Linked DNA regions of Mus musculus: region 2 is linked to region 1. The links are chromatin contacts, found by POLR2A ChIA-PET in ENCODE. All regions are on one chromosome and are shown on one strand. Each heading gives the region's core, a stretch centred on a gene start or an enhancer-like site at or near the end of the contact. The rest is flanking DNA. Distances are from core to core; before and after follow the strand shown. Region 1 holds the start of Fus (fused in sarcoma). Region 2 holds the start of Hsd3b7 (hydroxy-delta-5-steroid dehydrogenase, 3 beta- and steroid delta-isomerase 7).

What was found. ChIA-PET counts read pairs that join two places held with the same protein, here RNA polymerase II (POLR2A).
Region 2: POLR2A ChIA-PET joins it to region 1 with 13 read pairs in embryonic stem cell. The contact joins the promoter of Hsd3b7 here to the promoter of Fus in region 1. POLR2A ChIA-PET finds 5 or more read pairs at or near these places in 3 of 5 experiments (Patski and embryonic stem cell).

What each region holds. Positions count from the first base shown.
Region 1 is chr7:127,966,054-127,969,138 of GRCm38, reverse strand. Fus (fused in sarcoma) reads right to left here and starts at 1,660. Exons shown (of 15, transcript NM_139149.2): 1 at 1,562-1,660. The coding sequence starts at 1,574.
Region 2 is chr7:127,798,945-127,802,029 of GRCm38, reverse strand. Hsd3b7 (hydroxy-delta-5-steroid dehydrogenase, 3 beta- and steroid delta-isomerase 7) reads right to left here and starts at 1,421. Exons shown (of 7, transcript NM_133943.2): 1 at 1,316-1,421; 2 at 784-955; 3 at 414-569; 4 at 88-196; 5 at 1-16. The coding sequence starts at 949. It overlaps Setd1a (SET domain containing 1A), which reads right to left. Exons shown (of 19, transcript NM_178029.3): 18 at 2,802-2,939; 19 at 1,908-2,724. The coding sequence ends at 2,551.

The DNA of each region.
Region 1 (3,085 bases), core at 411-2,910:
CCGGGCGTGGTGGCGCACGCCTTTAATCCCAGCACTTGGGAGGCAGAGGCAGATGGATTTCTGAGTTCGAGGTCAGCCTGATCTACAGAGTGAGTTTCAGGACAGCCAGGGCTACACAGAGAAACCCTGTCTCGAAAAAAAACAACAACAACAAAAAAAAAAAATCCAACATCATGTCCTTTTTGCCTTTTTTCTTTTTTGAGACAGAAGTCTCGATTATGTATCTATCCCAGAATTCAATATGTAGACCACCTCGAACTCACATAGATCTGCCTACTTCTACCTCTTAGTCCTGAAACTAAAGGTGTGTGCCACCAAACCTGGCTCAATCTTTAAAAAAAAAAAAAAAAAAAAAAAAAAACTCAAAATACAGATCATCCCTTAAGTTTAAAAATCCTTTTGACTTGTTGCAGGTCTTTCCAAGGCCTGCAACACACGTCACCACATTTTATATCTTCACAGCAGCTCTGTATACAGGAAAGGTGGTATCACCGGATGTCAAGATTAACTTTGACAGTCAGCGCTATTACACAGTTGAGTTCAAGCCCAAGGAAGCAGCTAGAAGAATGGGACTCTCCAACCCCCAAATGGCATGGTGCTCCCAAGGTTCCCGACGTGTGGCTCCAAATAACTGAGCTCCCGCCTACCATGCGCACCCAAAGCAGACAGCACTTTCAACAATCTGGGAAGCTGTAGCTCAGCAGCTCCCTGCAGGAAACCCAAGCTCTACCCCCGCACTGGGACAAAACTGACAGCGAGAGGGTGTGGCCTCGGAGAGCGACTCCTCTGATTTCCTTCCGGCCTTAGGAAAACTCAACTCTGAAGTGGGAAACTCAGGCCGGGGTCCCTGACTCCGTTGGTCATCCCCTGGCGGTCCTCCCAATCCCACGGACACGCAGGCCAGCCAGGAGCTTCCGCTCCCGCTGCGCGGCCACGGAGGCGGGAAGAGGTGGCCCCGCCCCTTCCCAAGGGACCCAGCGAGCAGGGCGAGGCCAGCACCGGACCACAAGTCTTCCGCCGAGGGTCTCGCGACAAAAAAAAAAAAAAAAAAAAAAAAAAGAAGAAGAAAGAAAGAAAGAAAGAAGAAGAAAGAAAAAAAGAAAAAAGTAAAAAAAACGGACCAACTCCTGGCGGGGGGGAGGGGGGCCGCGGCGAGAAGGGGGAGGGGCCAGAGGAGCGCGTGCGCGCACCAAGTGCCCGGATGCAGCACTGCGACAAAGCGAGGCCGGGAACGGAGGGAGGGGAGGGGGTGGGGCGAAGCTGCGGAGACCCAGAGCTCCCTCACCCCGGTCACCCCACGTCGCCAGGCAGCGTCTCTCTCAACACTCGACTCAAGTGACCGGGCCAGGAGAGAAAACCCACGGTCTCCGCGCCAAAGGCGCCAGGGGAGCCAAACAAAATGGCGACACCGCCCTCCCCTTCCCTCCACCCGCTGCTTCCCGCCAGAGGTGGGGGAGCCCACTCGCCCGCCACCGCAGGCCCAGCCGAAAGCCAAAAGCCTTGCTGCGAGGGAACGAGGCCTCGCAGGGACGCGCCGTCGCCGCCTCGCGCTCCCACATACCGTTTGAAGCCATGTCCGCGCACGCGCGCAGCGCAGGCCGCCAAGCAACAAAGTTCCAGACGACCGCGAAGCGATGCCGCGAGGACTGAGCGGCCCCGCCTCCCGCGCCCGCCTTAAGTACGCCTGCCGCCTACGCGCCACCGGGACGTACCAAGTGGAGAAGCGCGAGGGGGAGGCACGCCCAGGTCCCCACCCTTCCCCGGGGATACGGAGAGCTCAGGAAGACAAGAGGGAAAACGAACTCGCTTTATTCCCAAACACTCGCACGCGCTTTCTCCTTGCGGCCGGTGGCTCTCGTCCGTCGCCCGGGGCTCGCCTTCGACACACCTCTACCCCACTAGAGGCAGAATGGTACGACCCGGCCTCCCGCTAGGGGCGGTGCCAGGGCCCTGCGCCCGAGAGCGGAACTGTGTAGTCAAGGCCTGGAGTCTCCGGGTGTGGGAACCGAAATCCTTCCGACCGGCCCAGCGGCTGGGCCCCACTTTCACTGGGGAAGATGCAGCATACTTTCGCTTGCCCTGGCCTAGCAACTGAGTCGAACGCAGTGTCGCTCTGGTCCTCCACATTCTCTCCTGACAGACAGCACACTGATCAGTCTCGTTTTTCACTTAGGAATGCCTCGGCTTGCTGTTCTTTAGACCTTAACAAGGTTTATAGATTGTGACGTTTAACCTGGAAGAAGATGAGCTTTAGTCTGGACCCTATGGCCCTAAGGCTGGTTCAACAATAACACATATGTATACAACTTAAGAGGCTTCAAACCCACAATTACCCCCCCCCTTTTTTTTTTTAATTTGGCCTCTCAGTACCGCTCAGTTGATCTCGAATCCTTGATCCTATTTGCCTTAGCCCTGTGCATCCTGGAATTACAGTCGTCCTGGTTTTCCCCCATCATCATCTTGTAAAGAAATCTGAGGAATGTAGCTTAATGATAGAGCGATCGTTTAGCCTGTGCATGACCCTGCCTACCTCTCCAGTCCCGGAGCTAGGCAGAGGTGGAGGGGAGATGGATCTTATGAGAGCAGTGAGCGGCTAGACTAAGAATGTGAATGAGGTACGAGGCAGTTCAGGGTCAGACCTTCTGATCTTTAAAGTCTAAGCCTGGGGAACTACAAAATGCTTCTTGGTTACAGGAAATGATTGAAAGCATTTAAAGGCATGAACACTTTTTGTCAGTTCAAGGACAAAACGAAATTCAAGGGGGTTGGAGAGACAGCTGCTCTAGAGAAACCACAGGTTCAATTCCTAGTACCCGAATGTGGGCAAACAACCAACTGTAATTCCAATACCAGGGACTCTGGGATCACAGAGATCAGGTAATTCATTTTGCAATGAGTAGGTTAGGATGGGTCTGAGGGAATGACATTTCTACTGGGAGTTTACCAAGTGGATAAGAACAAAAATGACGGGTTGGAGAGAGGGCTCAGCGATTAAGAGCACTGACTGCTCTTCCGAAGGTCCTGAGTTCAAATCCCAGCAACCACATGGTGGCTCACAACCATCCATAACGAGATCCAGAAGAGG
Region 2 (3,085 bases), core at 172-2,671, 170 kb after region 1:
GGTATCTTCATTGCCCCTGGAGAGGGGAGAAAGAAGACTGAGTGCTGGAGGGAAATGGGCTCTAAGATTAAGTGGGGCTGAGCTCACCTGTAGAAGGGGTGGCCCTTGATGTTAGGCCCCACCACTTCCATGCTGCTCGTGTAGACCAGGTACTGAGTGCCAGTCTGCACACAAGCATCAATCACATTCTGTGTGCCTATGGAGGAAAGGGACAGACGCAAGCTGTGTCTTCCCGCCTCTCACTCCTTCTGCCCCCCCCCCCCCCCCAGTGTCCAAGGAGAACCGCATCAGGTCAGGACAGGGTTCGACAGCAGTAAATGGACAAGGTTATCAAAAAGGACAGGCCCTCCCATAAAAATCACTGGTCAGAGGCAGGCCACACACTAGGGGCCAACAGGTAGGTAGCAGCTCACCCTGCACGTTGACTTTGTGGATGGTCTTTGGACTGGCCTTCCCAAACACATCCACCAACCCAGCTGTATGGATGACCACATGTGATCCAGACATGGCTGCTGCCACCTCATGGGCCTGAGTCACATCCCCCTGGATGGCAGTCACCTGCACAGGCCCTGGTGGAGACCCGAGGCAGTGTCAGAGCTGGGGCCTTAGCCAGCTGCTGAGTTTGGCCTGTCCACACCCTGGAAGCCACATGAACCAATGACTCACCCGGCCCCTCTGTCTGGTGGAGAACAAACAGGAATCATCTTTTCCATAAGCTGAGGTATCCCAGTCTGGGAAGGGATGGGGCCTCCCTACCTCCTGCTACTGCCCCACTCCAGTCACCTGCTTTCAGCTCCTCCAGCCAAGAACTCAGGTGCAGGTCAAAGACACGCAGCTCCCGGAGCCTGGGCTCCCGTTCCAGCAGCATCCGAACAATATGTTCCCCCAGGAAGCCGCAGCCACCTGTGACCAGGTATACCAGTGTTGGCACCTGTGCAGAGTCTGCCATGCCCAGCTGTGGGAAGAGAATTTAGCTCACTAGAATTGCCTGGTAGCACCTGCTCCAACCATGTGTTCTTCATAGAAGGGATCATTAGGTGGGAGCAGTGTGGGTGGAGAGGCTGAGTAGCAGGGGTGGGTTGCAGTTTTCTGTGCCTGTAGCACTAAGGCTCCCTGCCCTCTGACCCTAACTGCTGAGTCACTAGAATTGGATGCAGAATGGGAGGGATTGAGGCGGGTGGGGGGAAAAAAAAAAAAAAAAAAAAAGACTAGATTACTAAAGGACAGGCAGAGAAAGCAAGGAGTTGAATAGGGAGGTTGGAAGGGCGCAGGCTAAAAGGCAGGCCAGCTGGGCCTCAGTATCAGCTCTGCCTACCTGTAGTAAGTCCCAGGGCGCACAAACTGGCCACTGGAGGAGGTTGTGTCCTGGACTGGTGGACCAGCTAGATGTACATAGGCTTCCTTCCTTCCGCTCGCTCCTCCCTCCTGACCCATTCCAGGAAGGAGACCAGCCTAGCCTCCACCCCTAGGGGCGGGCAAGGGGGTTTGGAGGGAATTTTCTTGCCAGAGTGCCCCCTGGTGGCCAGTCCACTCTTCAGTGGCAGGCAAAGGACAGAACCTGCCCATTTGGTAGTGTATTTCAGGATAATAGGGTAGGGAAGGGATGCCCCCATCACTGATATGTTTGTCCCTCCTGCTGGGTCTCCCAGTAGGCTGAAGGCCCAGCACCAGCTATGGTTCTGGGAGGGAGAGCAGGGTAAACCTGATCTTGACATAATTCTGGCTAGCATCCATAGTGAGACAGATCTGGCATGTTTGTTGTATCTAGGTGGTTGGTCCAAAGCAGCACTGCGGTCTGCAGGTTGATTCACCCCAAACTCAAAGCCACCCATTCCCCCTCTCTCCTGCTTCACCCACTGTGGCAACTTGCATCCCAGTCTGCTCTTCCCAAAGATACTGACCAAGCATTTTTGTACAATAAAGTTTAATCACAATTATAAAAATGTGGTGTTGGGTTTCACTATTAACATTATGTACAATCCAGCCCAACAAGAAGGGCCTGCCCCCCACCATCCTGGCCCACTGAGCCAGAGCCCTGAGACACCAGGGTGGGAGGGTGACCCACAGGGTCTGGCAGGAACAGATGAGGCAGGGTTCCAGGCACAGAGTTCCCAGGACTAGGGGCCAAAGGCCCCCCCAGGGGGAGAACATGGCCACTGCCCCAGAGACCCCTAAACTGGGGCGGGGTGCACATAGGGCAGAAGGGGAAGTCCCCATTAACATGAAGCAAAGGGCTATGCAGCCCCCAAGAATAGCATCTATACAGGCTGGTACCCCAGGTTTCCACAGGAAACAGCTGCTGGCAGCTACAAAACATTTACAGCTTCTTCTTCGCAAAGAAAAAAAAATTAAGAGGGTGTTTGGGCATGGGGCATAGGGGAGGCAGCAGATGCCTCAAAGGACTGAGGCTCCCTTGTTGGCCTCAGTGCTCCCTATCCCACGTGAAGGTGGGGGCAGTGGGCCCTGCTGAGCCCAATAAGGCTGGGGTGCTGGGAGCTTAGGGCACCAAGGGGGAATAAATAGGGGTGAGGGCACCGGTCCTGCCCCACCTCAGTTGAGGGAGCCACGGCAACTTTCAGTGCCGCACAGACACGGAATCTTGTTGTCTTCTAGTGGGAACTTGTAGTCGTAGGTGATCTCCTCATCCACGCCGATGGGCTGCTTCGAGTAGATGACAATCTTTTTCTGAGACTCAATGGTGATCACCTTCGCATAGCAGTTGGGCTGCAGGAGGTGGGAGTGTAAGCCACAGCCCCACCTCACCCCTGCCCAGCCCAGCCCCGGCCCAGCCCTGAGCGCACCGTGCAGCAGTGGTTGATGAACCTGGCGAGGTTGCCACACTTGGTGGCATCAATGATGGTGTCGTGATCCACCCGGAAAAGGTAGCTGCTGCCAATGCCCTCCTGCACGTAGCGCTTTTCCCGCATGTCCGCTACCATCTGTGAGAGTAAGACACGCCCTAAGACTTCAGCCACTGCATGGACTAGACTTGCTCCCCTCTGGCCAAGCCACCAGTTCCTGGGCCCATGTTGACTGGGTCGGCATCTGAGTGTACCTGCTCCCACCCATTCTGATCCAAAGTCAG